Regions from separate parts of the Homo sapiens genome. Here all the other regions are linked to region 1. The links are chromatin loops, found by intact Hi-C in ENCODE. Cell type or tissue: ascending aorta. All regions are shown on one strand.

Region 1 (8,000 bases):
CACCATGAATTGAAGGATCAAAGCCAAAGCATCCAATACACAAAAGAAGAAGTCTCCGTGGCCCATTGGGATGCATTATGCTTTTTACATTTCAGAATGAGAGATGTAAAACTAAGACCGGTTTGATATAATAATTACACTATTTGACAAAGGTTTTGTAGGTGATAATTGCTACTGGAAAAGGTTCGAAGACAGGGACATTTGCAGACACCCTGGTATCAAATCAAATTGGTGCAATTCTGGGGCAAACAACCAACCAGGTTAAAAGCTATAAAAGTACTCATGAGCATTGATCTAGACAATTTGAATGCCAGAAATCTCTTCAAAGGAATGAAAAAGAGTAGACAAAGTTGACTCAAATTGGCTTTGTAATTCATAATTCTAAAATGTCAGAAGACACAATGTTTTCAACATTAGGGATTAAAGGAATTAATGTATTTTATTATATATTTAGATAGAATAGTATTTGTCAGTAAATGTCATATGATAGAAATGAGAAAACATGAGAAAATGTGAATTAATATTCTTATGAATAAGTATAAAATAAAGTTACAATAAACAATATAGAGACCACCCGTAGGGTTAGAGGCTCTTACCAGTGAAACCAGGTCGGTTGGGGTTTGGATCTGGCTTTGGTTTGGGGGCATTAGGTGGTGCTGGGTCACCTGTTTGTAAAACATGAGAGTTGCAATCATCAGTACCTAGTAGTCAAGAAAATGAAAAATCAATTTCCATAGCGACCAGAAAATGAAAAATCAATTTTGATAGCGACCAGAAAAGAAAATGAAAAATCAATTTCCACAGCGACCAGAAAATGAAAAATCAATTTCCATAGCGATGAGAAAAGAAACTGAAATATCAATTTGCACAGAGACTGTTCACTAAACAGGTAAAAACTGGCCCTTGTTTTTGTCATGGTGGGGATACCCATACACGTAGCCTCCTGCCAATTCCCTTCTGTTGTCTTCCAGGTACAGGATTTAACTTCAAGTATTTTCAAAGAAAACTAAACCAGGTGTGCAGACCACCTCCAGAATTTGGGAGGGCCTGTGAAAATGAAAATGTGCGACCCATTGTTCCAACTGTATGAAGAATCTGAAGATGGCAGCAACACAGCAATAAAGCAGCATGGCACCCTTGTGTGCACAGGTCCCTGTGTGACTGCGCAGATCTATGCCCACGAGGCCTGACCTGGCCAAGGGAGTCACATTTGCCTTACGTTGTTCCAAAGACTAACCATTTTAAAATAAAAGCCAGCATACTGGCTGGGCGTGATGGCTTGCACCTATAATCCCAGCACTTTGGGAGGCCAAGGTGAGTGCATAGCTTGAGTTTAGGAGTTAGAGACCAGCCTGCTCCACATGGCAAAACCCAGCCCCTACTAAAAAGACAAAAATTAGCCGGGCGTGGTAGTGGGTGCCTGTAATTCCAGATGCTCAGGAGGCTGAGGCACAAGAATCGCTTAAGCCCAGGAGGCGGAGGTTGCGGTGAGCCGAGATCGCGCCACCGCACTCCAGCCTGGGCCACAGAGTGAGACTCTGAACCTACACTTCAAAAAAAAAAAAAAACAAAAAAAACAAAAAAACCAGCATGCTGGTAACAAAAAAAAAATATATCAAAAATCCAACAACAAAAATAAACAACACATATACTTCCTATGTTCCCACTGTCCAAACTCAATCCATTTATCACGCAAAAGAGATGTCTTGAAAATGATAATAATTCAATGACAATCAGCAAAGTCAGCAACAGAGGAGACTTTAAAAAGTTACTCACTGTTTCCTCCATCAGGAAAGGCATCGCTAAGTCAAAGTCAGCCCTTAAAGGAGGGAAATGAGCTGTTAATACCAATGTTCTGAGAAATGAGGAAGGAATGACCCAAAAACAGGTGGAGAAAACACCACGGCCCCACGTTTCTAAATACTTCAGAAAACGTGAATTCCTATCTTCTCATCACTCTTCCCTCAGGTGAAAACAGTAAAAGATGAGCATGAGACAGAAAAAGAGGGAGTAAGAGAGAGAGAGGAGAGAGAAAGAGGGGGAGAGAGGAGATAGAGGAGAGAAAGAGGAGAGGGAGGAGAGGGGGGAGAGAGAGAGGAGATAGATGAGAGAGGCGGGAGAGAGACAAGAGAGAGAGGAGAGAGAAGGAGAGAGTGAGGAGATAGAGAGAGGAGAAAGGCGAGAGACAAGAGAGAAGGAGACAGGAGAGAGAGAGATGGGAGAGAGAAAAGAGGAGAGAGAGGAGAGGAGAGAGAGAGGAGAGAGGAGAGGAGAGAGAGACGAGAGAGAAAAGGAGAGAAAGAAGAGGGGGAGAGAGAGAAGAGGGGGAGAGAGAGAAAAGGGGAGAGAGGAGAGAGGTGAGAGAGAGGCGAGAGAAAGAGGAAAGAGGGGAGAGAGAGGGAGAGAGGAGAGTGAGGAGAGAGAAAAGCGAGAGAAAGAAGAGAGAGAAGAGAGAGAGGGAACAGGAGAGAAGAGAGAGAGAGGAGAGGAGAGAGAGAGGAAGAGGGAGAGAAGAGGAGAGAGAGAAAGGAAAGAGAAGAGAGGAGAGACAGAAAGAGAAGAGAGACTGCAGTATCCATAAGATCCATAAGAACGTCACCAGGGTTGGGGGGGAATCGGATGCCACCTCTTCCCCAGGTTCCCCTAAATTTAAGAGTTTGCGATTCTGCAAACTGTAGAAGGAAAATTAAAACTTGGAACCCCAGTTCACTCTGCCAAAATAATTAATAATAATAATAATAAAGCTGGAAGCTGAGTCAGGCAGGAAGCTGTCTTTCCTTCTGTTCCCAAGCAGACAGTGCAATAACTCTCTGTTGACCTTATCTTAGTAAAGTGCCAATTTAGTGAGCGCAAGACAAATACATAATTGACTATTCTACCTGCTGCTTTTCTTTTGCAACAGGTGAATTCGGTAAAATGAGCCTTCCTCCTTCTTTCCCCTCCAGCGTGCTTTCCCCCTTTAAATACCGAAGCTCTCAATAGTATCTTTGGAGAAAGGCATAGACCCGTCTCCCGGGCTCCTTCCTGATCTTCGCCGAATCAACTCAAAAGGATTGGGACTTGTCCCAGATACTTTTTGGTTTACGAAAGAAACGCTGGCTTTTTCCTCTGAAACGGCTCCCACCTGGCCCCAGGAAGAGCGCTGGGGAGAAAGTGGGCGCCTCCTCCGGACCTGGGTCCCCGTGGGCACAGCGCGTCCCGCCGGGCACGGAAGAGGGGCCGGGTGTCCCCGCGGGGCGCCCCGCCCCTGCACCCCACATCCCCAGGCGGATCCCCAGGCCCAGCCCGCGCCACCCCCCGCGTCCTCCCACCCGGATCCCGCCGCTCGCTCACCGGGGCGGCCACCAGACGGCGGAGCAGGCCGAGGAGCCGCAGCGCCAGCACGGCCCCGCGCGCCACGGCGCGCCCAAGGCGAGCAGAGATCGTCCGCGAGTGCAGCGCGCGGGCGAAGGCGGCGGGACGGAACCTCCCCCACGGGCCGGGTGGGGCGGAGCCCGCGGAGGACTCGAAGGGGTTGGGTGAGGGGAGCAGCCCTGCAAACTCAGCCCAGGCTGCGCCTGCCCCGCCCCGCCCCACCCCGGCCTCCACTGGCGCACGGAAGGGGAGGGAACGCCGGGCCCGGGGAGGGGACAGAGGAGGGGGCGGGCGGAGGTGGCTCGGGCCGCGCCGAGGGGACCACGGGACGCCCTCCTTCCCTTCTCAGGAAACTGTGAGTGCCCCCCGCCCACAAGCCCGTCGCCAGGATGCCGCCAACTAGAGCAAAGTGAAACCCCCAACATTCTCGGGAAAGTGCGGGTCCCTCCCTCTCTACAGCCCCTTAAATGCACGCCCCAGGGCGGCCCCTACCTGGAGCCAAGAGAAACCGCTGCCCTTCTTGGAGAGGTGTGGGCCTCTCCGCGCCCGCCCTTGCTGTCCCCTCTCTGTTCCTAACAGGCACCCCCCCCAGGCAGCCCCAACGGGGAGGAAATGAAACTCTTCCTGCTCCTCTGCTCGGAAAACTATGGGGCCCCCTTCCAGCTGCTCACGGGGCGCTCAGGGCGATCCCCAAGGGGTGCAAAGTGCAATCCCCTCCCTGCTTAGAAAGGCGTAGGCCTTGACAGGCAGCCACGGCCCCTGGTCCTTTCTGGAGCGTCCGAGCTGGGGGCGCTCAGTGGTGAAAGATGGCGGGGGTGGGGGGCTTTGAGACACACTGCGGATACCCGCTCTGCGCGGGACCAAGGACGTTCTGCCGCAAGCTCAGAGACAGGGTTGGGAGTGAGGACTTGTGGTCGTGGTTTGGGGTTGGGGGTAAGACCCCTATCTGGGTCGCCTGGCTGAGTCCTGGTCCTTGGCGACTCACCCCAGCAGGCTGCGTCAGGGGCCCTTCGGTAACACTGGTCTTGTGCTGTCTCAGGCCTGCGGGTGACTCCGTCTCTCCCCAGGCCACCTGTGCCCCTGGATCAGACACAGGCAAGGCCAGAGGGGCTGGCCCCGCACCCTGGGGCCCACCTCAGGGGTTTGAGGAATGCAGCAGTCTAACTATGCACTCCACTCCTGGAGGCAGAATCATTTTTCTTTTTTCTTTCTTTTTTTTTTTTTTTTGGTCTTTGCTTCATCCTGAACCTGCCTGGGATAATGACGTGATGGCTGGAGTCCCAGCAGCCAGTTCGAAGCAGGAAGTCTCCTACAGGATAGAAGTTGTCTGTGTGTTGTTTGTTTGTTTATTTGTTTGTTTTGAGATGGAGTCTTGCTCTGTGGCCCAGGCTGGAGTGCAGTGGCACAATCTTGGCTCACTGCAACCTCCGCCTCCCGGGTTCAAGTGATTCTCCTGCCTCAGCCTCCCCAGTACCTGGGATTACAGGCATGCACCACCATGCCAGGCTACTTTTTGTATTTTTAGTAAAGACAGGGTTTCACCTTGTTGGCCAGGCTGGTCTCGAACTCCTGACCTCATGATCCGCCCACCTCGGCCTCCCAAAGTGCTGGGATTACAGGCATGAGCCACCGCACCCGGCCAGAAGTTGTATTCTAAGCATGGCAGAACACGTTGAGCAAAGGTATCAGGGTGGCTGATGATACAGCAGGACGGCTGTGCCAGCCCGACTCACATTCCCAACTTCTTTTACAGGACAAAGGAGTACATTTTTATCTTACCATTTGCTAAAGTTAGGTTTCTATCAGCTTTCTTTAAATCACTTTTATTTCTGGTTTTCATTACCAAGGTCTGAGCCCAACTTAGAGACCTCCCGTGAGGTTCTTGTGGGCAACCAAAGCACTTAAGAGGTGTCAGAGCATCACACACCATGTCTGCTGCACAGACGATCAAATGAAGCTTTTGAAGTCAGTGGATGATGGGTGGATAGATGGGTCTGGGGGTAGGAAGTGGTGGATGGATGAATGAATGGACAGACAGCCATCTGGATGCGTGAATGGATGGATCACTTGCTGGAAGGATGGATAAAGAGATAGATGGCTGGATGAATGAATAAATGGGTGGATGGATGGAAAGATGAGTGGATGATTGGATGGATAGATAGTTGGGTGGATGGATGAATGGATGGATACATAGATGAATAAATGGATGAATGGATGGGTGGGTGGAGGAATGGATAAATGGACAGATGAATAAATGGATGGATGAAAGGGGGGATAGACGGATTGATCTATGGATAGATGGACAGATAGATAAGTGGGTGGATGGGTGGGTGGATGGATGGTTGGAAGGATAGGTGGATGGACAGATTACTGGGTGGCTGGAGGGGTAGAGAGAGATGGGTGGGTGGGTGGATGGATGGATAGATGGGTGGACAGATTACTGGCTGGCTGGATGGATGGGTAGAGATAGATGAGTGGGTGGATGGATGGATGGATGGATGGACGAATGGATGGATGGATAGATAAGTGGACAGACGGATAGATAGCTGGATAGATGGGTGGGTAGAAGAAGAATAGATGGATGAGTGGATGGATGAGTGAATAGATGGATTGATGGACAAACAAGTAAATTTTTACCTGACATTTTTGTATTGTGTAACTTTCTGTGTGTTCATTCATTGGGAAACAATTGTGATACATGGATATTGGACTTATTAGCTCACGTCTGCTGATAAGAAAACAACACAGGGCCATAGAGTTCATTAGCAGTGGACTGGGATCAAAACGAAGGGCTCTTTGATTTTGAGTTCAGGCCATTTGGACCACTTTGCCTTGTGACTGCCCCCAAATCACTGGAATTTTCCTCGGGGTTCACAGCGCCCAAAGGTAAACAGTATTTGGTAGCCTAGAGTTCATACATTGGAAATTTCATGGTCTGTGCCCCCTCAGTGGTGCAAAGCATTTTTACAGCAATAATTAATTTGGCAATAACTTAGTGTGTGAGCCTGTGTATGCGTCTTTTCAGCTGGCTAGTACAGTACCAGTGATGCCATGTTTGCACACTAAATACCAGCCAGAGACATGCAAGAAAAGAAGGGCAGGCCAGGCACAGTGGCTCATGCCTGTAATCCCAGTACTTTGGGAGGCCGAGGTGGGTGGATCACCTGAGGTCAGGAGTTCGAGACCAGCCTGGCCAACATGGTGAAGCCCCATCTCTACTAAAAATGCAAAAATTAGCTGGGCATGGCAGTGAGTGCCTGTAATCCCAGCTACTCTGGAGGCTGAGGCAGGAGAATCACTTGAACCTGGGAGGCGGATGTTGCGGTGAGCTCAGATCACACTACTACACTCCAGCCTGGGCGACAGAGCAAGATTACATCTCAAAAAAAAAAAAAAAGAAGAAGAAGAAGAGGGGCACAGCCTACCAGATCTGCTGAGACACATGTTTTTTATCTGAACTTTTGGGGGTCAACTCAAAATCCAATCAACAGATGACAATGACATCCTAAAAACTGTTCCCAGATCAGACAGTAAAATTTCACAGATTCTGTCTTTGAGTCATGGGGATTTACGTCTCTGTAGATTCAGGAGAAACATCTCATGCATACAGTTCCAGAGAGTCAGGGACCAGCCTCTTCTGTAAAGAGGGAAACAAAATGAAATTGCGCATTGGCATGGACCGGACGCAAGAAGACATCACTGATTTAAGCTCCTTTACAAACTCTATCCTAGGAAGCACTTTCCTTCTTCACTTTCAGCAGTCAAGCCTCTCCAATGTCATTGCGTCTAAACCTGTTGACATGATGGGGCTGTGGTTCACCTGGAAGATGGGCTCTATTCCTGACCATTCTGAAGGCAAAGAACTTGAAATAAGTTCAAATTCAAGTTGCAGCACATCCACGGAGCAGCTGGAAGTGCTGCCTGTGGCCTGTCGTAATGGCAGGGTAGCAGTGAGAGAGAAATATATTTCCTCACCCATCATTGGGTTCATGACTAAGGCCCCTAGAACAAAAGACAATAGCAAGAGAAAAGCAGGCCCATGTATTTAGGTTTTACGTGACACAGAAGCCATCATAAAGAAAGAAACAGGAAAATCTGAGTATTTTTACGCTTAGGTTTTCTGGTTTTTTGTTTGTTTGTTTGTTTGTTTTTGAGACGGAATCTCACTCTGTCACCCAGGCTGGAGTGCAGTGACGGGATCTCAGCTCATTGCAACCTCCACCTCCTGAGTTCAAGCGACTCTTACCATGTTGGCCAGGCTGGTTTCGAACTCCTGACCTCAGTTGATCCACCCACCTCGGCTCCCAAAGTGCTGGGATTACAGATGTGATATGCTTACTTTTAATGAAGAGTGGACAGTGATGGAGAAGTATGACTATTGGACAAAAACGTTACAGGAATGGGGTCCCAATCCAGACCGCAAGAGAGGGTTCTTGGATCTCAAGCAAGAAAGAATTCGGGGTGAGTCCATAGAGTAAAGTGAAAGCAAGTTTATTAGGAAACAAAAGGAATAAAGAATGGCTACTCCATAGAGCAGCCCCGAGGGCTCCTGGTTGCCCATTTTTATGGTTATTTCTTGATGATATGCTAAATGGGGGGTGGATTATTCATGCCTCCCCTTTTTAGACCATGTAGGGTAACTTCCT
Region 2 (8,000 bases), 200 kb before region 1:
GTGTTGTTCAAGGGTCAGCTGTACAGTCAAGGTTATCCTTCTCTAAATTACATGGAGATGACGTTTTATCAAGGCTTTTCTCATCTGTTCAATTCTCACCTTCTCAGCATGAAAACAGAATGCCCAGCAGGTGGTCCTCATGACCCCTCAAAGAGAGGTTCCCCCAAGCAATCATGATTCAAATATTTTCATCTTAAGTAGCTTGAACGTTAGCCTTGTCACCCAGGTGAATTTAGTCTCATGATTAGGTAACTATGTATTTCATATGTTCATAGTCTATCTTGAGCTTTAAAAGAGATTTATGGCATCATATTCACAGCTACGAAGGTTCATAATTTTGGGGCCACTTCTACAGTCATTTCATACAATTTATTTGTGAAATATAGAAAAAAACTATTCAATAATCAAATCCAGTTATTTTTCTTTTACATTTATTTAAAATGATTAAAAATAGTTTATGACAGTTTTAGAAAATGGAATGGATTAAAGGCTAAAAATGTTTAGATTCCATTTAAGTAGGTGTGTGTGTGTGTGTGTGTGTAACTAAAAACACAGGTTTTTTCACAAGAATTTAATTAAGCTCATGCTGAAACTCTTATAGGGAAAATAGTAATTGAGCATCAGACATCACCACTCCTGAAAAAAACCTTCTACAAGAATTGAAAAGTGTTGCAGGACCTAATACTGAAATAGGAAATATGGACTATCTTCAAACTGCACAAATGATGCATGAATCCACATTTGAGACCCGCAACTCCGAGGTACCTAATGTGAATGATTAAAGATATTTTACAAACCGGGGAGCCCTTTCAAGTGCTTTCCACTTTCAACCTTCTCTCTTTGAAGACCCCAATTCATAATGGTGAGCATAAAACATGCATACTGGGAATTTTTATGGGCCCCATATATACATTCCAGACTGTACATGAATGTCTTGATCTTTGGTTCTGATATTTATGGCAAAGTCTAAATGTTATATGAACATTAACCTTAGTTTACTCAAACTATACCAATATGCCCAAACCATCCTTTTTTCTCTCCCCACAAGTATTTCTAAAAGAGAAGCAAAAAGCTAGTATACTTCTTGGATGCCTAAGGATTTAAGACTTCCTACCCTGATGAATAGAAAAAGTATAAACCAAGGAATGCAATGTTGGTGCCTTAGGAACTAGCACTTACAGAGTATCAAAGACTAAAAATACTACAAAAAGGCTCAACGCCTGATAATCACTATTTCTGTCTCCTATGCGCCAAAACATATCACAACCATATGATTTCCTAGGAAAAAGCATCCCAAGATTTCCCCCAGATGGTTTTAACATCAGTCATTTTGCACTTAACATTTCAAAATGCAGCCTTATTTTCTTCAGGTAATAATAATTTTATGTGCAGATATCTCAAAGCTGAAAGGATGATCAAACCCTGCTTGTGGGTGTCAGAAATAATGCATCCCCACTTCATTCGCAATAATGAATGCTCAATGATTTTTTCATATCACTGAAGAATTTAGCACAGGTCCAGCATCTTTGGAACCTCAACAATATTCTTCATCTCCCAGAAGCTGATAACATCCCCTCCCCACCAAGATATTCTACCTCCCTACTGCTCACCGCTTTGTGCCATCAACATGGTTAAGCGTGTGTGTGTTATTGCACCATGAGGTAGCTGAAGATCTCACAACAGAGAGCCACAGTCTCTTTGTGCAAATGAATAGCCAAACCAACATTGCAAGCAATCCTTTTTTAGAACGCAGGGTCTAGCTGCCTAACTTATCTTTATAACCACATCACATTCAATGAGTTGGGAATGCTTAGTGAGGCAGCTCATGTACTTTACACAGAAGAAAACACACTTTAGGTCATCAAATTGTGTCAAGAATAAAAGGAAATCTCCACAACAGTGATAAACACGGTTCTTGTTTTAGTTGTTTTTCTCAAAGTAATCAGGGGATCTTAACATCTTCAGACATTTTCTGGTTCTGAAAGGAAGATTAGAAACAAATGTCATTGTGGGGGCAAAAAAAAAAGTCTTATTAAACAGAGAAAAAGAAAACCAAGATCCAATTCTATGCTGTTACAAGAGACTCTTGCTCTAGATTTAGGAGAAGGAAGATTAGAACAGAAAAAAATGAAGCAGAAATGAAGTTGCACATCTTAAATATATACAATGTTTGTCTATCATACTTTAATAAAGCTAGAAGAATGAAAAATCTATTTTAAAAAAAAGAAAACCAAGATCAGACTATGTGCTGTCTACATGACACCTGCTTTACATTCGGCAGAAGGAGATAGATTAGAACAAATAAATGATGCAGAAATGAAGTTGTACATCTTAAATATATACAATGTTTATTTGTCAACTATACCTCAATAAAGCAGGAAAAATTAAAAATAGAAAATATTTAAAAACTGTTAAAATCATATCTGGAAACAAATATTCGTTTTGAAAACATTGTTTTTGACATTTTGCCATTTGTTAAGGATTTTGATGATCTTAAATGAATTGAGTAACTTCCTTTTTGGTTAAAACTAATATTTGTAGGAACTTCTTTTTTCGAATATGGCCTTGTTGGTCTTTATAACTTCTGAAGTGATGTTGTCATTTGCTCCACTTTATAAAATAAAAGCAAAGTATGATTCTTAAAAGTCCACATCAAGTGACAGACATCTGCTTCTATCTGTGTAGCTCTGTTACTACAACTCTTTCTCTACAAAGTGTGCAAGCTTCAGTGTATGGCCTCAGCAGGTACACAGTTCCACAGGTTGTGCACTGCACCACATCACCATGGATATGGTTAGTATACCATGTACGTCATCCTTTAGGAGACAGAGAAAATTAATGACCTAACTAAGGAGAGGTGGACAGCTGGGTACCATTAGCAGCAGCCTGGAACTTTAGAGTCAAGTTCGCAGAGCTCTGAGCCCCATTTGATACCAAACCCATACGTATTTGCTGTCATGCACATATTTCCTAGATAGTATAAAGGCTTTACAGCCAGCGAGGTGATATAGGCCCAGGATCCACATAAATGTCACTGCTCACCCTTGAAGAGATCTCCCTAACATCAGCTCACTCTGTCTACATCCTCCTTTCTGATCTCAGGAACTTTAAGGGAGGGGAAGATAAACTTGGTGCTTGGGAATACCTGGTGAGGGTATCATCGAAGTACAATGGAGAAAGTAGACAAAAATACTTACCAGGCAGCCAAAAGGCATGAAAGAGCTTCAAGACATTATACCTCTTTAGCAAAAACGTGCTTCCTTCCACCTCAGATAAATGGGGCAGGCATCATCCACGTTTTTAAAACTACACCTATTTCAGAAACTCAACTGGCCCCCATTCCAATGATTTTCCTTCTAAAATATTGCACTAAAATATATTTGCCTTGATTATTGAGTTTGTGGGGGACCCCTGTACCCCGCCCTTACATTTTGTGCTTGTGGAGATGGGTGCCTCTCTCTGCTTACTCAGTTTCAGCCCTTGGTTAACAAAGGCTTACAAATCACTGCCACAAAAGCTACTGAAGTTAACACGTGGTGTTCGTTAATGATGGCTGCCATGTTGGGTGAAAGAGTGTTGTCACTGAACCCAAGAATCTGCTCTCAGGTTGCCAGGAAAATAAGGCAGTTTTTCAGAAACTCAGTTTCCTCCTAAAATTTCAGGACGGGGCGTAATGTAGACGGAGGCTCACCCCAAACGGAGGTTCATTAGCTAACGGTTGATACTGCCCATTCACCAGCAGAGGGAGCGCATGGGAAGGTTTTAGGATTTTTGAGGCCAAATGCAAATCCTAAAGCAAACACCGTAGGAATGGGCACCCCTTTCTGGTTTCCTTCGGGGACACAAAGAAGGTATGAGTTAGAGGGCCCTGGGCAAACTCCAGACAGATTCTGACGTGGGTGGCCTGAGGTTTAAACCAAGCCTCCAGAGACACCCAGTTAAAGATCTGAGTCACTCTTTAGGCTATAAAACAATCCCTGACTGTTGTTTCAGAGATTTCTTTAGGGCATCCTCTGCTCTCAAATCCCAAGTGATTCTTCAAACCCAGGAGTGTGGAGCCGGCATTGAACCAGGAAGCCACAGCAGATCTTTCCTCTCCCCTATGGTCTGAGCGCACCTTCGGAATTTCAGAGAGGCTTATAATTCAGTGTTTCGGTAGTTTTCTTTGCGGGTGGGGTTCTGGGCAAAACATTCACATTCAACCCAGGTATTTTTCCTGACTCGCCTGTGACGAAAATTTCACTGAATACAAAACAGAACAGGTAGTTAAACCAACCGTCATGCTTATAGTCTTGCAATGTAGGTTGGTAATTTTTGTTTGTTTGTTTCTTTTTCTTTCCTTTTTTTCTCCTCCTCTTTTACATTAGACAGATAATGTGCCAGCCTCATTGTAACAAGGTTTAGAGGAAGGTACAGCTCACACCTGACCATGAAAACCCAATTGTTGGCCAGGCACGGTGGCTCACGCCTGTAATCTCAGAACTTTGGGAGGCCAAGGCGGGCAGCTCACTTGAGGTCAGGAGTTCAAGACCAGCCTGGCCAACATGGTGAAACCCCATCTCTACTAAAAATACAAAAATTAGCCAGGCGTGGTGGTGCATGCCTGTAGTCCCAGCTGTTCGGGAGGCTGAGGCAAGAGAATCTCTTGAACCCAGGAGGTAGAGGTTGCAGTGAGCCGAGGTCCTGCCACTGCAGTCCAGCCTGGGCAACACAGTGTAACTCTGTCTCAAAAAGAATAAAAATAAATTTTAAAAAATCACATTATTAGGCAAGTTATGTATATTGAACTTAACCAGAAATAACCTTGCTAGTGACAGACATCTGAAAGTAATTTTTTTTTTTAAATCAGGCTTAGTAACAAGCAAAACAATGTTTAGAGCCAAACTTACCATGGGTCCTGAAACAATTTCTCCTATTGTTTAGTTTGAAATAACTGGCTGCTGCTCCCAGCAGTGTCACCACCACCACGGATACGATGGGAGACACGATTTTTGCTACCATATTGCCTGCAGGAGTGGAGAAAAAGCAAGCTCATCCGAGAAAAAAACATGGCTGCAGGAAAACTGCTTAAATATTAGGTTGGTCCAAAAGTTATTGCGGTTTTTGCCATTGAAAGTAATGACAAAAACTGCAATAACTTTTGCATCTATCTAGTAACTTCTCCATCACGTCCCTTCCCACCCTTGTATTCACAGAAAAAAAAGAGAAACTTAATTTAAAAAAAAAGAAAAAAAAACCTTAGGAAGTAATTCTGTTTTCACAAAGAGCCAAGCTTGTCAACCACATTTTACCACTGAAGACATCCAAGGCCAGGATTTGCACAGACGAGGCACTTGGCATTTTTGTTTGTTTGTTGAAGTCAATTCATGTATGCCTTTTAATTAATTTTATTTATTTATTTATTTATTTATTTCTTATTATTTTTTGAGACGGAATGTTGCTCTGTCGCCCAGTCTGGAATACAGTGGCGTGATCTCAGTTCACTGCAACCTCCTTCTCCCGGGTTCAAGCGATTCTCCTGCCTCAGCCTCCCGAATAGCTGGGACTACAGGTGTATGCCACCATGCCCAACTAATTTTTGCATTTTTAGTAGAGATGGGGTTTCACCATGTTGGCCAGGCTGGTCTCGAACTCTTGACCTCAGGTGATCCACTCGCCTCAGCCTCCCAAAGTGTTGGGATTACAGAGGGGAGCCACCGCGCCTGGCCTGATTTATTTTTTTAGAGATGGGGTCTCACTATGCCGCCTAAGCTCGTCCTGAACTCCTGGGCTCAAGTGATCCTCCTGCCTCCGCCTCCTGAGTAGTTGGGATGACAGGCACATGTCAAAACTATTTTGTGCCTTTTTAGATGTAGAATGCCCACTCATGCAAAAATATTGTTCCACTAAAAACTGCCAGATAGGCTTGCTTTCAAAGGCATGCTGGAACTCTAGACCCAAGCACACACTAGACACAAGCATCCTCAATGCCTCGATGGCAAATTGCTCCAGAGCTTTGGCACTCCTGCACAAAGAACAAGAAGGAGCTTGATGTGACAAAAATCAACACTTCCAAAGGGAAAAAAGGAAGAAATCACCGTTTCCATTTGAAATAGCCACCCTTTCCATGCATGGCTTTCTTCAGACAGGGTTGAACACCTGGGCCAATACATGGCATGGCATAGGTGAGGGACACAAGACTGCTCCACGAATGAGGCTGCCATGCTGGGGGGAAGAGTGTTGTCACTGAACGCAAGAACCTGCTCTACGGCTGATGCTGCCGCCCGCCACACCCTGCCTCCTGGGAGAGACAGCCCTCTATTCTTCCCCTCCCTACATGAACACGCTCCACAGTATGATTTCACAGTGTTCCCCATCCAGAGGTGGAGCTGCATCTTCATTCTGAAAATCCAGGCTTTAGCCAACAGAATGTCACACAAGTGAAGGCATGGTGGCTCTAAGCCCAGGCACGCTTCTCTTCATGCTCTTGGTACCCTGTCTGGTCACCATGTGATGAAGCCTGGCCTGGCTTCCTGGAGGGATGTGAGAGCCCACATGAAGCTGAGATGAGCCATTCCACCTAAAGTCCCAGATACATAAGAAGACCCAGGAAACATGGTCAAAGCGCTGGCCACACCTACAGTTGACTGCACACAAGAGAGGGAGTTCAGAAGAGACCAGGAGGACCACTAGAATGGTGTCAGCCCAAATTGCTGACTCACATAATCACGAACATAATAAATGGTTGTTATTTCCAGCTACTAAGTTTTGGGGTTTTTTGTGACACAGCATAGCTGACTGATACATACCTTTTCCTCTCTCTCATCTCTTACAAATCAATCAAGTACAATCAATTGTCATTACCAAGTGGTCATCCAAGCTGACTGCTTCTCTTTGCCTCCTTTGCCCAGGCTTTAATTCAGCCTGTCATCATTTCCAGGGAGTACTGAACTGGTCTGAAAGGGTGTCTCCCTGGGTCTTAGTGAGCCCCCTCAGGTCCATTCTTCACCTACATATCAACAGGGGCAGGCTCCTTCCCATGAAGGTTCTATGAAGTGCAGACTCCACCTCTGCTAACCTGGAGGTCTTTCCTGGTCACCATTGCATCCTTCCCTGGTTCCCGTTGCATTCCACATCCTGGCTACACAATTTCCGGTGTCCCCACGTGTGTATCCAGCTCTACCTAGTGCACCATCTTCCCTGACACCTCACTCTTCTCCTGGGCACCTCCCACCCATATTTTGGGGGATTGGCTTGGATATTGTTCTCTCCAGGAAACCCTACCTCCCTCACCTAACCTAGTCTAGGAGTATCCCTTCTGCCTTGCTACAGGATCCCATATGTTCCAGGAAATTATTCATCAGATTTGACTGCAATTACTTGTTTATTTGCCTTGCCCTTTCCATCTCTGGACCTCACTTTACACCACAGAGGGAAAAAGGTGAAACCATAAATTTTTCTAAGGATGCCAACATACCCCAAAAATATTGATACTAGTACTCTGCATGATCATTGAAAGGTAGAGGTCACCTTCAATCACTTTCTCCTCCCCCATAATTGAAAACTCACAAGAGCCTTGGGGTTGAGTGCGTTTACTCTCAACTTAAACTCAAGCAGGTGTCAGCCCAAATCTCTAAGAATATGACCCTTAGGGAATGGGGAACCTGTTCTCCCAACAATACAGGACACAAAGTCAGCCTTCTGGGCTTCAAGTTCTCCCTCCTTTGACCTGAGACGGGATTGACAGTGCACTCTGATGGCTTCTTTGGGCAGAGTGTTCATACCTTCCTTTCTCCTGTCCTTCTTGGGTTTCAAGTTAGTGCTGGTCAAAGAAAGGGGAGTAATGGTGGTACTGGGAGAAATGTAATAGTCTCAGCACTCATTCACAGCCTTGCTTTGAGAGCTAAGGGGCATCTTCTGCAGTGAAAACCAATGCTTGCCTCTCCTTTCTCTGAACTCTGATTGGTCCTGTGCTGAAGGTCAGATATTTTTATTCAGGAGCTACTTTATATACATACAAA
Region 3 (8,000 bases), 110 kb after region 1:
TTCCAATCATCTTAGATCTGCACCAGAGCCCACCCAGTGGCTGGGTGCAACCTGCACACTGGGGGTGCCCCTTAGTGCCTGTTGAGGTTCTGTGGGGAGTGAGGCCTGGAGGGTTCAATTCCTATGGGAGTGGGGATGCATCCCAATGGGGGCCAAAGTTCCAGATAGGTTGTGGCCCTGCAAGGTGCCAGGGTCCCAGTGAGATGTGGAGTGTGGGGTTCTGGCTCCCAGCAGGGATAGAGTTCCTGGCTAGGGTCAGGTGACTTGCTGGTGGAGATTCTCACTCCTGGACCTCGGCAGGGGCTGGGGGGTGCCCATCGGCACGTGTATGAGGGTGCAGACCTAGAGTGAAGGTGGAGGTCTGGGTCCTGGGGATGATAGGGTTGGTGATTTAGGGTCCCAGTGTTGCAGGAGAGGGGTCCCGATCTAGCCCCCAAGAGTGGGTTCTTGGATATTGCTCAAGAAGTAATTCAAGGTAAGTCATAAGAGTACAGGGAAGTTTTAGTTTATTAGAAACTATTCCATTACATGCTGGGTGTGGTGGCTCATACCTGTAATCCCAGCACTTTGGGCGGCCGAGGTGGGCAGATTACCTGAGGTCAGGAGTTTGAGACCAGCCAGGCCAACATGGTGAAATCCCATCTCTATTAAAAATACGAAAATTATTTGGGTGTGCTGGTGCATGCCTGTAATCCCAGCTACCAGGGAGGCTGAGAGAGGAGACTCTCTTGAATCTGGGAGGTGGAGGTTGCAGTGAGCTGAGGTTGCGCCACTGCACTCCAGCCTAGGCCACAGAGCCAGACTCTGTCTCAAAAAAAAAAAAAAAGAAAAAGAAAGAAAGAAAAAAAAAGAAACTGTTTTGTCATAGAGGTGTAACACCTTGTGTTTGTTTTAAAGCTTCCTTCTATAGGGGTCTGTCTTATCTATGTAAAAGCTAGGTTATGTCTGACGGCGTGACATTTATTCCTTAGTTGATTTAGAGAGAGCCATCCTTTGCATTTTCGCGCCCAAGCACGTCCATGCATGACTGTAATTATCTTTAACAGCATATGTGGTTACGCGATATGGCGACATCCAGACATTCCGCTGTCGTCTGTGTTTGTCCTTGGAGGCATTATTAAGTCATTTCTTCAGCCGTAAACATCTTATGACCATGGGCCGTGACCGGCAAGGAATGTGTCTTCCTGGTTTTTAAGATGGAGTTGATGATTAAAATGGTGTCACCCCAGCTCTCCCAGGCTCCTGTCTCCCAAACACAGCGGGTGTTAGGATCTGTGTGGAGTCCCGGATGCCAGGTCTGGGGTCCCCTGGGGGACCAGGTGTGGGACTGGGAGGGTTGTGGTGGGGTGAAGGTCTGAGTGTCTGGGTGGGGGGTTCCATGAAGAATTCCAGTAGGAGTCTGCTGGGGGGTCCATGTGGGATTTCAGCCTTGGCCCTGGTAAGGGTCTGGGTGGGGGTTCTGTGCTGGTCTGGGGTTCCCTGAGGGAGCCCAGGTAACTCTGTGGTTGTCTGGGGTTCCCAACCAAGGTCTGAGTAGGGGTCTGCTGTCCCAGTAGGGATCAGGGTGGGGAGGGGGCTCGTGGTCCCTGAAGTAGTCTGGAGTTCTCTGCAGGGGCCGGGAAGGGGGTCTGTGATCCCTGCAGGGTTGTTGGGGGCAGGGAAGTGGAGGGGTAGGTTTGGTGGGTGGTGTCTGTGGCCTGGCAGGAATTGGGGTGGGGTCTGTGGTCTCAGTAGGAACTGGGGTGTGGGGTCCGTGCTTGGGGCAGGTTCTGTGGTGTCAGCAGGAACTGGGGTGTGGGGTCCGTGCTTGGGGCAGGTTCTGTGGTGTCAGTACGAATTAGGGTGTGGGGTCCATGGTCCTTACAGCTGTTCAGAGTCCTCTGTGGGAGTCCTGGTCCATAATCCTGGCATGGCTCTGGGTGGTTGTCTGGGGTTCCCTATGGGGTCCAAGTCCTTGTGGTCCCTGCTGAGGTCTGCGTGGGGTTACATGATTCTGGCTAAGATGGGGAGGGTGGTTCCCGTGGTGGTCCTGGTCCCCTGCAGGGTCTGGGTAGGGGATCTGTGATCCCATGGTGGGGGTCCTGGCTGGGGCTTGAATGGGGTTCCATGGTCTTGGCTGGAGTGTGGGGTCTTGGAGAGGCAGTCCAGCTGGGGTCTGTAGTCCTGGGGGGCGTCCTGGCAGGGGTCTGTGGTCTTGTGGGGTGCTGGCTGGGGCCTGTGGTCCGGGGGGTGGTTGTGATGGAGGTGGAGGTCCTAGAAGGGGGCCCCAGTAGGGGTCTGTGATCCTGGAGAGGGGTCCTGGTGGTGGGGGTCCCAGTGGAGGTCTGTGGTCCTGGGGGGCCCTGGGAGGATCTGTGGTACTGGGGAGTCCTGGTGGAGGTCTGTAGTCCTGGTGGGGTTCTTGGTGGGGTGTCTGGGCGTGCCCCAGTGGGGGGGCCTGTGGTCTTGGGGGTCCCAGCAGGGGTCTGGGGTCCTGGGGGGTGTTCTTGGGAGGAGTCTATGGATCTGACTTGGGTGCTGGCTGGGGTCTGTAGTCCTGGGGGCGTCCTGGCTGGGGCTGTTGGTCTTGTGGTGGTGGGGATCCCTGCTGGGGTCTGCAGTCCTGCCGGGAGGGGGAAGGGTCCCTGCTGGGGTCTGTGGTCCTGGAGGAGGTGTGGAGGGTCCCTGCTGGGGTCTGTGGTCCTGGGGGGGATTCCTGGCTGGGGTCTGTGGTCCTGGCTGGGGGTGTGTGTGGGGGGTCCCTGCTGGGGTCTGTGGTCCTGAAGGGGGGGTCCTGACTGGGGTCAGTGGTCCTGGGGGCGTCCTGGCTGGGGTCTGTGGTCCTGGGGGGGGGGGTCCTGGCTGAAGTCTATGGTCCTTGCAGGGGGGGGTTCCTGGCTGGAGTCTGTGGTCCTGGGGGGGGTGTCCTGGCTGGGGTCGGTTGTCCGCTCGGGGTCCCCAGTCCTGCAGGCGGTGCGGGATCCCAGAGGGCCCGGGCGGGGTCTGGGGTTGGGGGTTCCCCGCAGGCCGGGGCGGTTCGGGGCGGGCAGGGGGCGGTCCGGGGCGCGCGCGTTTCCGCCGTCCGTCCGGGCGGGCGGGCGCAGAGTCCCGCGGGCGGCGCGGAAGCGGCGGCGGCGCGGCCGGGGCAGCCATGTCGCCATTGTCTGCGGCGCGGGCGGCCCTGCGGGTCTACGCGGTAGGCGCCGCGGTGATCCTGGCGCAGCTGCTGCGGCGCTGCCGCGGGGGCTTCCTGGAGCCAGGTCAGCGGGGCGGGGCAGGGGTCAGGGCTCCGGGGACCCGGGTGGGCGCGGGCTGGCTCGGGGGCGGGGGCGCGGGGGCTCCGCGTGACCTTGGCGAGGCGGTGGCGCTCCCGGAAGTGGGGCTGGGCGGGGGTCGAGGTGTGGCCGGGGGTGGGGGGGGGGCGGCGTGCGCGCTGGGACCTCCCCGCCCCGCGCTTTCCGTCCCCGCCGGCTCTTCTGCGCGCCTGGCCCGGCCCGACCCGGCCCGACCCTTCCCTCCCCGCGCGTGTGGCCTCCCCGCCTGTCCCGGGTCGGGCTCCAACCAAGCAGCCCCCGTGCAGCCGCCCCCCCGCGCACCCTGACACCTCCGGGCCATGGCCGGGGACCCGGGGGCTCGCACGCCCCGCGCCCAAGACATCAGGCGGCTCTGCCTGCCGCCTGCGGTCGGCCAGTGACCGCGCGCCCCCGCCAGGCCCCGGAGGGGAGGAGCGGGCGTCCCAGGGACCTCGACCCCTACCCACCCCAGGGTAAGTGAGGATGGGCCCTTCTCCGGAGGACGTCTCCAGAGGGGGCCCAGAGGCGGCTTCTCGGGCACTGGGGAGCCACGGAGGTCTGGTGGGGAGGGCAGGCCCGTTAAGTGGCAACTTTGTTTCCTTGGCCTTTGTAAACATCTCTGAGTCACAGATCTCCAACTTTGCAGGACTCGTTCACTGTCTGAACTCATCAGTGATGACCGCCACTGTGTTTTGTGTATGCAGATAACTTCTGTTCCTAGATTTGCAGGTTCAGAATTTATTATTATTATTATTTTTTGTAATAGGAAGTAGAGATGAAGTCTTGCTCTGTTGCCGAGGCTACTCTCGAACTCCTGGGCTCAAGCAGTCCTCCTGCCTCAGCCTCCCAAAGTGCTGGCATTACAGGCACCAGCTACTGCATCCGACTAATGTTTTAAAGTTTTGTAGACGGGGTCTTGCTATGTTGCTCAGGCTGGTCTCGAACTCCTGGGCTCAAGCGATCTTCCTTCCTTTGCCTCCCAAACTGTTGGGATTACAGGTGTGAGCCACCACACCTGTCTAATGTTTTAATTTTTTTGTGTAGCAATAGGGTCTTGCTACGTTGCCCAGGCTGGTCTGAAACTCATGGGCCGAAGCAATCCTCCTACCTGGGTCCCCCAAAGTGCTGGGTTTACAGGCGTGAGCCACCACGCCTGGCTAATGTTTTAAATTTTTTGTAGAGATGGCATCTCACCATGTTGCCCAGGCTGGTCTTGAACCCCTGGCCTGCAGCAATCCTCCAGTCTGGGCCTCCCAAACTGCTGGGATTACAGACAGAGCGCCACTGTGCCCAGCCCATATTCTCAATTTAAACCTAGAAACCTGTAAACAATTATTTGTGAACTGGAATAAAGGGAATGTTAATTCCATGTTAGGTTAAATGATACTTTGTTTCAAAAATAACAGTTTTCCAAAACAGAGCGTTCAGAGGGTCAGTGTGGTGGGGGTGGGGGTGTACGTTGCCCTGAATGTCTTAAATGTCCAGCCTAAGAAGAGAGCTGTTATTTCTGCCTCTGTAGACAGTTTCATGGCATGTCAGGAGGCCTCTGGAAGACACTACTGCACGCCTCTGGGAGACTGGGAGTCAGCCAGGCGAAGCGCTTGGGTGCCTTATTGTGAAATGACTTTTGACTTCCACTCTGCACCCACTGAAGGAATCCCAGGGGTCCCAGCGCCACCCTTTGAGAAGCGTGCCTGGAGTGGATGTTTTAAAATGAGCCTCTCTCTCCCGCCTCTAGCCAGAGAAAAAGAGCTTTGAGTTTTCTGTGAGCTAAGCTTTTCTTTTTCTGCCAAACTGGCCTTCAGTATTTTTTTTTAAACCCACTTAGCATAATTACAAATGCATAGAAGAAGGAGAGTAAAGGGAACTGTAGTCAGGCTTTCGGAGGGCAGGAGAGCATGTTTGTTTGAAGTAAGTAATCAGTTGCAAGGTGAACGGTTTACAGCTGCTGAACAATTGTGTGGAGTCTCGCAGAAGATTATGTTTATCCGGGCAGTTTTGCTTACAGAAAGGTCCCCTTAAACCTCCTTAAGGGCCTGTGTGGGCCCTGGCAGAAGAGGCCGGGGTTCCTGCAGCAGCTCACCAAAATGCTGGCCTTTGAAAAACTTGCTCTTTGTGCATTAGAAAAAGGGCTGGAATCTTTTTTTTTTTTTTTTTTCCCATTTACTGATTAAACAACAACAGAAGGTTGTTAAAGAGGACGAGCTTCTGGTGAAGTCACGTGTCTGCCAAGGGAATCTGTACCCGGGTGTGTATCGAAACAGAATGGCCTTCTCTAAAGATTAACTTAAGTGGCTTGCCCTCATCGAGCCCCTTCCTATGTATGGATTAAAAATAATTTTCGATACCAGTGGAGGAATGCTGTTGTCCTTGGTCTGCTGGTGGCCAGCTTCCTAAACGGCATTTTTTATTTGCTTCTCTCTGGTAGGCCTTCGCTGTTGGTGAGGAAACATTGAACTTTGTCCAGGGCATTTGAGCTAAGCTGTTTGAATAACCAAGAGGGCCAATTTCCCCACTGCAGATTGGAAGCAAGGGCAGTTTTTTCTTAGAACTTCCAAATGGAGCGTGTTCTTCTTAGGTATCGTACAAAGGAAATGCCTGGGTTACACCTTCCACATGAGTTGACTTACATGGTATGAGAAGGAAGAAATTGTGGCTGGAATCCACTCCTAAATGGTGTCTTCTTACAGTTCATCATGGAAAAACAAGATAATTACAAATTAATCATAGATGTTGGTCATGCCTTTACAGAGGGGGTTTAGAAGCAAATTGAGAATTCCCATAAGAGGGTCTGTCTCTGTGTTCTTAAGACTATATCCATGCGGCCCATTCAGTAAGTTGTATCTGTTGGTTGGATTTTAAAATAGATGATTTAATCAGTGCATTTAATATCCTAATATGGCATCAAAACTTGAACATTGATATGGCCTGAAATCTGTTGAAAATGATCATATTGAGTAAAGAAAGTCTCTACCCACCGGTATTAATAACAGGGTGATCTGTTTAGAAATTACATTTTCTCTGATACATCAATGAGTTTTGCAAAGGAGAGAAAATTGATGGTACCTGTAGTCAAGTCCAGTTCCAATACTGCCACAGAATTTTTCTTAAAAGTTCTATTGTAAATAATAGGCCACAGAATATTCCTTCACTTTCTGGGATGCAAAATGGATTCGTAAATGCTGTACCACAGGAGTGAGTATTTACAAAAAATATGCCAACTGGCCCACTTACAAAGCTATTTATAGAAGTCCTACTTTTCAAACTATTTTTTTTTTAACCTGTAAAGGGAAAGTTAATTCTTGTTGGTTTTATGAGTAGTGAACAGTGGCTATTAGAAATCAGGTAGAAGTAAAAACAGCAGTTTTCCAACTTCTTCTTCTTTTTCTTGAGACCAAGTTTCGCTTTTGTTTCCCAGGCTGGAGTGCAATGGCGTGATCTCAGCTCACCACAACCTCTGCCTCCCGGGTTCAAGCGATTCTCCTGCCTCAGCCTCCCGAGTAGCTGGGATTACAGGCATGTGCCACCATGCCTGGCTCATTTTGTATTTTTAGTGAGATGGGGTTTCTCCATGTTGGTCAGGCTGGTCTCAAACTCCTGACCTCAGGTGATAGTCCACCTTGGCATCCCAAATTGCTGGGATTACAGGGGTGAGCCCCTGCCCCCGGCCTCCAATTCCTTGATCATAGAATCTCTTTCAAAAAAAATGAGGACCCCAGACAGTTTTTGTTTTTGTGGATTATAACAGTCAATAAGTCATCCTGTTAGACATTAAAACAGAAATTTAAAACATATTTAACAATCTATTTAAAAGTAATGGTAACAGGCCAATTACATGTTACATACAAAAATGTATGTAATATATTTATTGTTTTTATATTTTATTTTTATTAAATATATATATTTTTAGAATAATTTATACTTTTCTATAAATATAAAATACAAATAAGTTATATTTATATAATTTAGATGTAAATAAAAACAATTGATATTTTTATATAAATATATAAATGTGTACACTTATGGGGCACAGTGTGATGCTTTGCTGTATGTTTGCATTGTGGAATAATTAAACTAATATCTATCACCCGCTATTTTTCCTTTGCGGTGGGAACATTTAAAATCTCTTTTAGCTATTTTTGTTTTTTATTTCCATAGGTTATTGGGGAACAGGTGGTGTTTGATTCCATGAGTAAGTTTTTTAGTGGTGATTTGTGAGATTCTGGTGCACCCATCACCCAAGCAGTATACACTGCACGCAAGACATTTAAAATCTCTATTGGCGGGCCGGGTGCGGTGGCTCATGCCTATAATCCCAGCACTTTGGGAGGCTGAGGCGGGTGGATTGCCTGAGCTCAGGAGTTTGAGACCAGTCTGGGCAATACAGTGGAACCCCATCTCTACTAAAATACAAAAAATTAGCTGGGTGTGGCAGTGTGCGCCTGTAGTCCCAGCTACTTGGGAGGCTGAGGCAGGAGAATGGTGTGAACCTGGGAGGTGGAGGTTGCAGTCAGCCAAGATTGCGCCACTGCACTCAAGCCTGGGCAACAGGGCGAGACTCCGTCTCAAAAAAACCAAAAAAACAAAAAAACAAAAACAAAAATAAAAACCTCTTTTAGCTATTTTGAAATATGTAATACACTATTAACTATCGCCACCACGCTGTGCAGTAGGTCACTGAAACGGATTCCTCCTGTCGAACAGAAACTTGGTACCCTTTGGCCATGT
Region 4 (8,000 bases), 280 kb after region 1:
AAAAGTATTGTAGCAGCACTGATTCATAGGTTCCTTCTCAGTAGAACCTCTTTTGAATTCCTCCAAACAAAGCCTTCTATTTGAGCCATGGCCCTTGAGTAGACCGATGTCATGGACTATTAGAGTATGCTATTGGTGCTCCAGCTACCCATGGCCAACCACCAGGCATTACTTAGGTAGAGCCCCACTGCCTGGCCTATGCACCAGGCATCAACATGAGGTTTCATAAATACCTGGGAGTACAAGTGCAGAATCTCTGTTGAAAGAATGCAATACTCTTTTTATTTCTTCACCGAATAATTAAATAATTTTTATTTCTTCATTAAAGGGCAATTGAAGAGAAGACAACATGTCTCTCTTAGTAGGTACCATCCCCGAGTAGAACTCATCCTCCTCTGTGCAAAGATTCCCATTGTTCAGATCACTCTAATGCTTTGAGGAAAACCTCCCCACAGTGTAACATACAGAACACTCTTCCGGGGGTTATGGCAGATGCTGGAGTCTCTTCTACCACCACCTAAAGATGCTGGGGTACTCTGCAACACCACCTGAGGAAAGGAACAGGATGAAACACCTGTTGTATTAGTCACCTAGGGCTGCCATGACAAAATACTACAGGCTGGGCCGCTTAAACAGCAGACTTTTATTTTCCCACAGTTCTGAAGGCTGGAAGTCTGTGAGATCAAAGTGTGGGCAGGGCTGGTTCTTCCTGAGGCCTCTCTGCTGGGCTTGTAGACACCGTCTTCTCCCTGTGTCCTCATAGGGTCGCCCCTCTGTGTGTGTCTGTGTCCTCATCTCCTCTTATGAGGTGTCTTAGTCCATCTCAGGCTGCTATCACAGAATACCATAGACTGGGTGACTTATAAACAACAGACATTGATTCTCTCACAGTCCTGGAGGCTGGAAGTCTGAGATCCAGGTATGGGCAGGGCTGGTTCCTCCTGAGGCCTCTCTCCTGGGCTTGGAGACGCCATCTTCTCCCTGTGTCCTCACAGGGTTGTCCCAATGTGTGTGTCTGTGTCCTCATCTCCTTTTCTTATGAGGTGTCTTAGTCCATTTCAGGCTGCTATCACAGAATACCATAGACTGGGTGGCTTGTAAACAACAGACGTTTATTCTCCCACAATCCTGGAGGCTGTAAGTCCAAGATCAAGGTGTAGGCAGGGCTGGTTCCTCCTGAGGCCTCTCTTGTAGGCTTGTAGATGCCATCTTCTCACTGTGTCCTCGCAGGGTCGTCACTCTGTGTGTCTGTGTCCTCATCTCCTCCTCTTTTTTTTTTTGAGACGGAGTCTCGCTCTGTCGCCCAGGCTGGAGTGCAGTGGCGGGATCTCGGCTCACTGCAAGCTCCACCTCCCAGGTTCAAGCGATTTTCCTGCCTCAGCCTCCCAAGTAGCTGGAACTACAGGTGCGTGCCACCATGCCTAGCTAATTTTTTCTATTTTTAGTAGAGATGGAGTTTCACCGTGTTAGCCAGGATGGTCTCGATCACCTGACCTCGTGATCCACCCACCTCAGCCTCCCAAAGTACTGGGATTACAGGCGTGAGCCACCACACCCGGCCTCATCTCCTCTTCTTATAAGCATCCCAGTCTTCTCGGATTAGGGGCCTCCCTGGTGACTTTGTTTTACCTTAATCACCTCTTTAAAGACTATCTCCAAATATGGTGACATTCTGAGGTCCTGGGCGTTAGGGCTTTAACATAGGGATTTGGGAGAAGGAATCAGCCCATCACAGCTGTGCATTCTAAGACTCCAGTGACTTTGTGCTGACAATGGCTTTTCCTTGGGTAGCTCTAACCAGATGGTCTGGCTGGGTCTATCTTGAGTCTAGTGACTCCCACCACGAGGCCAACTGAGCAGGGTGGCCAGGAAAGCCTGTGGCCTTACAACAAGGTGATGCTCACCTGCAGCACACAGGCCATCACTGTAGCTCTGCTGGCTTTATTCTTGGGTTTATAGTGATGGCTTCTTTCTGCCTCTGCCTCCCTTGAGGCATCTCGTTTCTGTGGTTGGAGTACTGTGAGCCTAAGAGACAGAGAGCATGTCCACAGTCAGGCTTCCCTTACTTGCTTCAGTAGCATCTCATGAGTGTTTCCAATGCATTCAGGGAGACTCTTCTTCACTGAAGGAGTCAGATCCATTTTGCAGCTTTGCTGCTTGGAACCTTGATGGAATGGCTGAGTACATGGCCGCCAGCGTCACTCATGCACGAAAAGTGTTGTTGAAAGCTAATAGAAACTGAAATCTGGTCGGGCACGGTGGCTCACGCCTGTAATCCCAGCACCTTGGGAGGCTGAGGCGGGTGGATCACCTGAGGTCAGGAGTGCGAGACCAGCCTGGCCAACATGGCGAAACCCCATCTCTACTAAAAATACGAAAAATTAGCCGGGCATGGTGGCAGGCACCTGTCATCCCAGCTACTCAGGAGGCTGAGGCAGGAGAATCGCTTGAACCCTGGAGGTGGAGGTTTCAGTGAGCCGAGATTGCGCCATTATACTCCAGCTTGGGCAACAAGAGTGAAAATCTGCCTGGAAAGAAAAAAAAAAAAAAGAAAAACTGAAATAGAAGATTTCCCTTCCCCCAGTTCACTTTGACTGCGCTAAAGTAATTTCCTTTGAGGGCAGAGAGGACACGGATTGCTTTGGGCATACTTCAAAATGCTACTGTCTCCCTAGGAATATTGCAAAGTGGTTACTTTCCCCCAATAACACACAACTGGATATTTCTTTGATCTTCACCCTGGGAACCTGGTGGAGCTCCCGGAGGTAAAATTTGTGAAAGTACAAGGTCCCCTCTAAGATGGGCCCCCAGAAGTTTTTCTGTTGTTGTTGTTTTTTGAGACAGAGTCTCGCTCTGTCACTCAGGCTGGAGTGCAGTGGTGCGATCTGGGCTCACTACAACCTCCACCTCCCAGGGTCAAGCAATTCTCCTGCCTCAGCCTCCCGAGTAGCTGGGATTACAGGTGCCTGCCACCACGCCCGGCTAATTTTTGTATTTTTAGTAGAGACGGGGTTTCACTATGTTGGCCAGGCTGGTCTCGAACTCCTGACCTCAGGTGATCTGCCCGCCTTGGCCTCCCAAAGTGCTGGGATTACAGGTGCGAGCCACCATGCCTGGCCAGGAGTTTTTAACTTACTTAGGCTTGTCCACTGTCAGCCTGCAGCTGTTTAATAATTACCCTGCAAATGTGTCCATCAGGTGCTGGCTCCAGCAGGAACTCCTAGACAAGCACAATTCCACTTGCCACCTGTCTGTCCAGTCTTCAGGCAGCATTTCGTCTTGTGATCTCTATTTTCTGATGGATCGCAGAGTTGCTGATTTTCAGTATGTTCTGCTCTTTGCCTATTGTGAGGATAGGAATTAAAATGCGCAAGCTCTCTACATGTTAGTGAAGTGGCTACGTTGTCTGGGGTATATACCCTGGGGTTCGTCATTGGGCATCAGGAAAATTTAGGACAAAGACACACACGAGGAGTTTAGGAGTGGAAGTTTAATCAGGAGAAGAGAAAGAGAAATGGTTTTCTCTATAGAGAAAGGGGTCTCCGAGCGGAAAGGACCAGCTGGCACCAAATGTGATGGATTTTATAGTCCAGTTTGAGGAGGCGGTGTCTCATTTACATAGAGCTCAGAGATTGGTTCCATCAAGCATGGCATTTACATAGCCCACAGGAAAGGCTGGTTGCCCACCCTAATCGTTTATGCAAATGGGCTTTGTAGTTGGTCGGGGCTCTCCGAGAGATTGGTTCCATCAAGCATGACATTTACATAGCCCACAGGAAAGGCTGGTTGCCCACCCTAATCGGTTATGCAAATGGGCTTTGTAGTTGGTCGGGGCTCTCGGTCCTGTTTTTCTTACTTTACATGTGGCTGACAAAGAGGAGGGAAGATGGAGCCACTGTCTTGAACGTGTCTAGTCTCTAGTTCCTGCTGGGAAGATGGAGCCGCCGTTTTGAATGTGTCTAGTCCCTAGTTCCTGCCGGGAAGATGGAACCGCCATCTTGAACGTGTCTAGTCCCTAGTTCCTGCCGGGAAGATGGAGCCGCCATCTTGAACGTGTCTAGTCCCTAGTTCCTGCCCGGAAGATGGAGCCGCCATCTTGAACGTGTCTAGTCGTTAGTTCCTCCCGGGAAGATGGAGCCGCCATCTTGAACGTGTCTAGTCCCTAGGTCCTCCCGACATTCACCCGTACAAGCTCCCAGCTGGCTTGTGTATGTCTGCAGCTCGACTTGACAGGCTGTTCATTGTTAGAAAATGACTTGGGGCTGCTTTTCGTTAAAGAGAAAAGCTGCCGGGCGCAGTGGCTCACACCTGTCATCCCAGCACTTTTGGAGGCTGAGGCGGGTGGATCATTAGGTCAGGGGTTCGAGACGAGCCTGACCAGTGAAACCGCGTCTCTACTAAAAAAAAAAAAAACAAAACAAAAATTAGCCGGGCTTGGTGGTGCGTACCTATAATGCCAGCTACTTAGGAGGCTGAGGCAGGCGAATTGCTTGAACCCGGGAGGCGGAGGTTGCAATGAGCGAACATCACGCCACTACACTCCAGCCTGGGCGACAGAGCGGGACTCCATCTCAAAAAAAAAAAAAAAAAGAAAAGAAAAAAGCCTTGCCGAGGACTCCCATACCCTTACTGTCTGCCTAAGTGATTTCTTCTTAACTCCTGTATCACTGGCAGACTCTGAGTTGCCTGTTGGGTGGAGTACTATATTGCCGAGTATCATGACTGTATTAGATGTGAGGGAGACAGTGTGAATAGGACATGGTCCCTGAAGAGCACAGAGCTTTCACCTGGGGCTGGGCGGAGCTTCTGTCCTATCCAGTGTTATGGAACCCTTGCAAGCACAGGTCAAGCAGCTCAAGGGCTGGAAGACGTGCACACAAAATCCAAGGGCAACGTTGGAAAGAGGTTTAGTGTTTCTTAGAAAAATGCCAGAAGGCTGAAGAAGTGGGGGCCCCGAGCAGCTCTGAAGGGTGTGTATGCAATTAAACTGAAGCCAAAGGCTGAGAGAGAGGAGTGAGAGCCGCCTACGGAGCTCTGTGCAGCTTCATCATAAACTCACAGACAGGCTTCATGCAGCGCCGTCTCAGTGCATTCAATGTTTGGATTCCACATGCATGCGTCCTCAACCCCCTTGCAATGCTGTTCTCCTTGGAGGGAAATGGGTCCTTCTTACCCTATCACATGCAGGTATCTGGTCTACCAGATAAATGTGTGAGAAATCACCAACAAAGCAGAAATTACTTTTAATTACAAAGCAGAGTCATCGTAAAACTTTGTGCAAAATCTTTTTTTTTTTTTTTTTCCAGACAGGGTCTCCATCTGTTACCCAGGCTGGAGTGCAGTGGTGTGATCATGGCTCACTGCAACTTCAACTTCCGAGGCTCAGGTGATCCTCACATCTCAGCCTCCCAAGTAGCTGGGATGACAGGTGTGCACCACCACACCCAGCTAATTTTTACTATCTGCTTAAGTCATTTCTTCTTAACCCCTGTATCATTAGAGGAGAAACCGGAAGCCCCTATTTTTGAAATTAGTAACCACCTATCACCTAAAATTCCTCTCATTACTGTGACGATAATGATGATTTTTTCGAGACCGGATCTCACTCTGTCACCCAGGCTGGAGTGCAGTGGTGTGACTGTGGCTCACGACAGCTTCAGCCTCCCGGGCTCGAGTGATCTTCCCACCACAGTGTCTAAAGTAGCTGGGGCTGTAGGTACGCATCATCATTCCCAGCTATGTATATATTTTAAATATTTTGTAGAGATGGGATCTTCCTCTGTTGCTCAGGCTGGTCTTAAACTCCTGGCCTCCAGCAGTCTTCTCACCTGGGCCTCTTAAAGTGCTGGGATTACAGGCGTGTACCACCGTGTCTGGCCAAAAAACATATCTATTCTGGGGTTCATAGTGATGCTTGTTTCTGCCTTGGCCTGTCTTGAGGCATCTCACTCCTGTAGTTGGAGTACTCTGAGTGTAACAGATGGAGAGTATGTCCACACCCACTCTTCCCTCACGTGTTTCTGTAGCATCCCGTAGGAGTTTTCAAATGCATTTGGAGATGTATTCACCCTGTGACAGATTCAATGCATCTCTACAAGGCAGAATAGCTCTACCATGGTGTGGCTATGGCGCTTGGCTACCTGAGTCTTTATTCTGCCTTCCAGGTGCTTGTTGGTTGGATAACTTTGGGTAGGTTCTTGTACCTCTTTGAGCTTCAAGACTGTCTTAGTCAGCTCTGGCTGTTGCAAGAAAATACAGTTGACCTTGATACAAAAATTAGCTGGGTGTGGCGCCTGTAATCCCAGATACTCAGGAGGCTGAGGCAGGAGAATCGCTTGAACCTGGGAGGCGGAGATTGCAGGGAGCCAAGATCACACCATTGCACTCCAGCCTGGGCGACAGAGCAAGATTCCATCTCAAAAACAACAACAACAACAACAAAAAACTAGAGTTGACCCTTGAACAATGTGGGAGTTAGGGGCGTCACACACGTCCCTGGCACAGTTGAAAATCCAAAGATAACTTTTGACTCACCCAAAACTTATGAATATCCTATTGTTGAGCAGAAGCCTTATCAATACCATAAAGTCGATTAACATATATTTTGTATGTTTTATGTATTGTATACTGTATTATTAAAGTATGCTAGAGAAAAGAAAATGCTGTTTGTTTTTTTTTAGCCGGGCGTGGTGGCGCACGCCTGTAATCCCAGCTACTCAGGAGGCTGAGGCAGGAGAATCGCCTTATAAGGAACTTTGAGAATCAAAAATCATAAGGAACTTTCATTCTTTTTTTTTTTTTTTTGAGATGGAGTTTCACTCTGTTGCCCTGGAGTCAGGCTGGAGTTCAGTGGTGTGATCTCTGCTCAGTACAGCCTACGCCTCCCACGTTCAAGTGATTCTCCTGCCTCAGCCTCCCGAGTAGCTGGCACTAAAGGTGCACGCCACCACGCCCAGCTAATTTTTGTATTTTTAGTAGAGACAGGGTTTCACCACGTTGGTCAGGCTGGTCTTGAACTCCTGACCTTAGGTGACCTACCCGCCTTGGCGTCCCAAAGTGTGGAGATTACAGGCTTGAGCCACCACGCCTGATAAGGAACTTTTATTCTAAGTGAAGTAACTCAGGGATGAAAAACCAACATCGTATGTTCTCAGTGTTACGTGGGAGCTAAGCTATGAGGACACAAAGGCATAAGAATGATAAAATGGAATTTGGGGTCTTGGGGGGGAAGAGTGGGAGGGGGGTGAGGGATAAACACTACAAATAGGGTGCAGTATATACTGTTCGGGTGATGGGTGTACCAAAATCTCACAGATCACCACTAAAGAACTTAGGTAACCAAATACCACCAGTACCCCAATCACTTATGGAAAGATAATTAAAAACAAAAAAGGACACCAAACTAAATTTTTAAAAATCATAGAGAAGAGAAAATATATTTACTATTTCTGAAGTGGGAGTGGATCGTCATGAAGGTCTTCATCCTTATCGTCTTCACCTTGAGTAGCCTAAGATGAGAGCGGACAGGAGGGATTGGTCTTGCTGGCTCCGGGGTGGCAGAGGTAGAAGAAAATGCCCGTAGAAGTGGACCCGTGCAATTCAAACCTGTGTTGTTTAAGGGTTAACTGGACCATAGATGGGGTGGCATAAATAACAGAAATTTATTTCTCTATAGTACTGGAGGCAGAAATGTTTACATCCAGGTGGCACCATGGTTGGGTACTTGAGAGGTTCCTCTTCTTGGTTTACAGATGGTCTCGCAGGGCAGAGAGAGAGGGGGGTGGAGCACGAGGGAGCATGTGTGCCCTGGTGTCTCTTCTTACAAGGGCACGAATCCCAACATAAGGATCCCACCTTCACGACCTGATGTAAACATCATCATCTCCCAAAGGCTCCGTCTCCAAATACCATCCCCTTTGGCATTAGGGTTTCCACACATGAGATTCGGGGTGACACCATTCATTCCATAGCAGGAGCCCTCCTTGGCAGACTGGGACACC

Evidence for each region. Peaks named below come from ENCODE experiments on the same cell type or tissue, not always from the same donor. Only the 100,000 strongest peaks of a DNase experiment are listed, where the experiment ranks them.
Region 2: a loop joins it to region 1, with 2.9 times the contacts of the local background. A loop is called at or near these places in 2 of 110 quality-filtered maps.
Region 3: it touches region 1 in a loop (2.8-fold over the local background); 19 of 110 quality-filtered maps call a loop at or near these places.
Region 4: it touches region 1 in a loop (2.8-fold over the local background); 5 of 110 quality-filtered maps call a loop at or near these places.

The regions. Positions count from the first base shown.
Region 1 is chrX:2,604,815-2,612,814 of GRCh38, reverse strand. It overlaps LINC03112 (long intergenic non-protein coding RNA 3112), which reads left to right and starts at 3,648. Exons shown (of 2, transcript XR_001755779.3): 1 at 3,648-3,709. It overlaps MIR6089 (microRNA 6089), which reads right to left and starts at 3,624; the gene lies at 3,561-3,624. It also overlaps the pseudogene CD99P1. RefSeq lists an enhancer at 3,753-4,277. In ascending aorta, a CTCF peak has its summit at 3,340 (motif pointing right); DNase peaks (open chromatin) are centred at 3,514 and 4,044; H3K4me3 peaks cover 3,471 bases; H3K27ac peaks cover 2,492 bases.
Region 2 is chrX:2,808,342-2,816,341 of GRCh38, reverse strand. It overlaps XG (Xg glycoprotein (Xg blood group)), which reads right to left. Exons shown (of 11, transcript NM_001141919.2): 10 at 4,890-5,006; 11 at 1-1,978. The coding sequence ends at 1,962. Among named protein-coding and RNA genes, the nearest start is that of GYG2, 17 kb to the left of the region's middle. In ascending aorta, a CTCF peak has its summit at 3,700 (motif pointing right); a DNase peak (open chromatin) is centred at 3,711; H3K4me3 peaks cover 340 bases.
Region 3 is chrX:2,496,056-2,504,055 of GRCh38, reverse strand. DHRSX (dehydrogenase/reductase X-linked) reads left to right here and starts at 3,080. Exons shown (of 7, transcript NM_145177.3): 1 at 3,080-3,239. The coding sequence starts at 3,131. It overlaps ZBED1 (zinc finger BED-type containing 1), which reads left to right and starts at 3,080. Exons shown (of 2, transcript NM_001171136.2): 1 at 3,080-3,239. In ascending aorta, no CTCF peak of the experiment used is centred here; DNase peaks (open chromatin) are centred at 3,294 and 3,655; H3K4me3 peaks cover 4,044 bases; H3K27ac peaks cover 4,233 bases.
Region 4 is chrX:2,321,360-2,329,359 of GRCh38, reverse strand. The region is part of intron 3 of DHRSX (dehydrogenase/reductase X-linked); the gene reads left to right. It overlaps LOC124905239 (a long non-coding RNA gene), which reads right to left. Exons shown (of 3, transcript XR_007068382.1): 1 at 7,444-8,000. Among named protein-coding and RNA genes, the nearest start is that of DHRSX, 180 kb to the left of the region's middle. In ascending aorta, no CTCF peak of the experiment used is centred here; a DNase peak (open chromatin) is centred at 4,089; H3K4me3 peaks cover 1,418 bases; H3K27ac peaks cover 1,111 bases.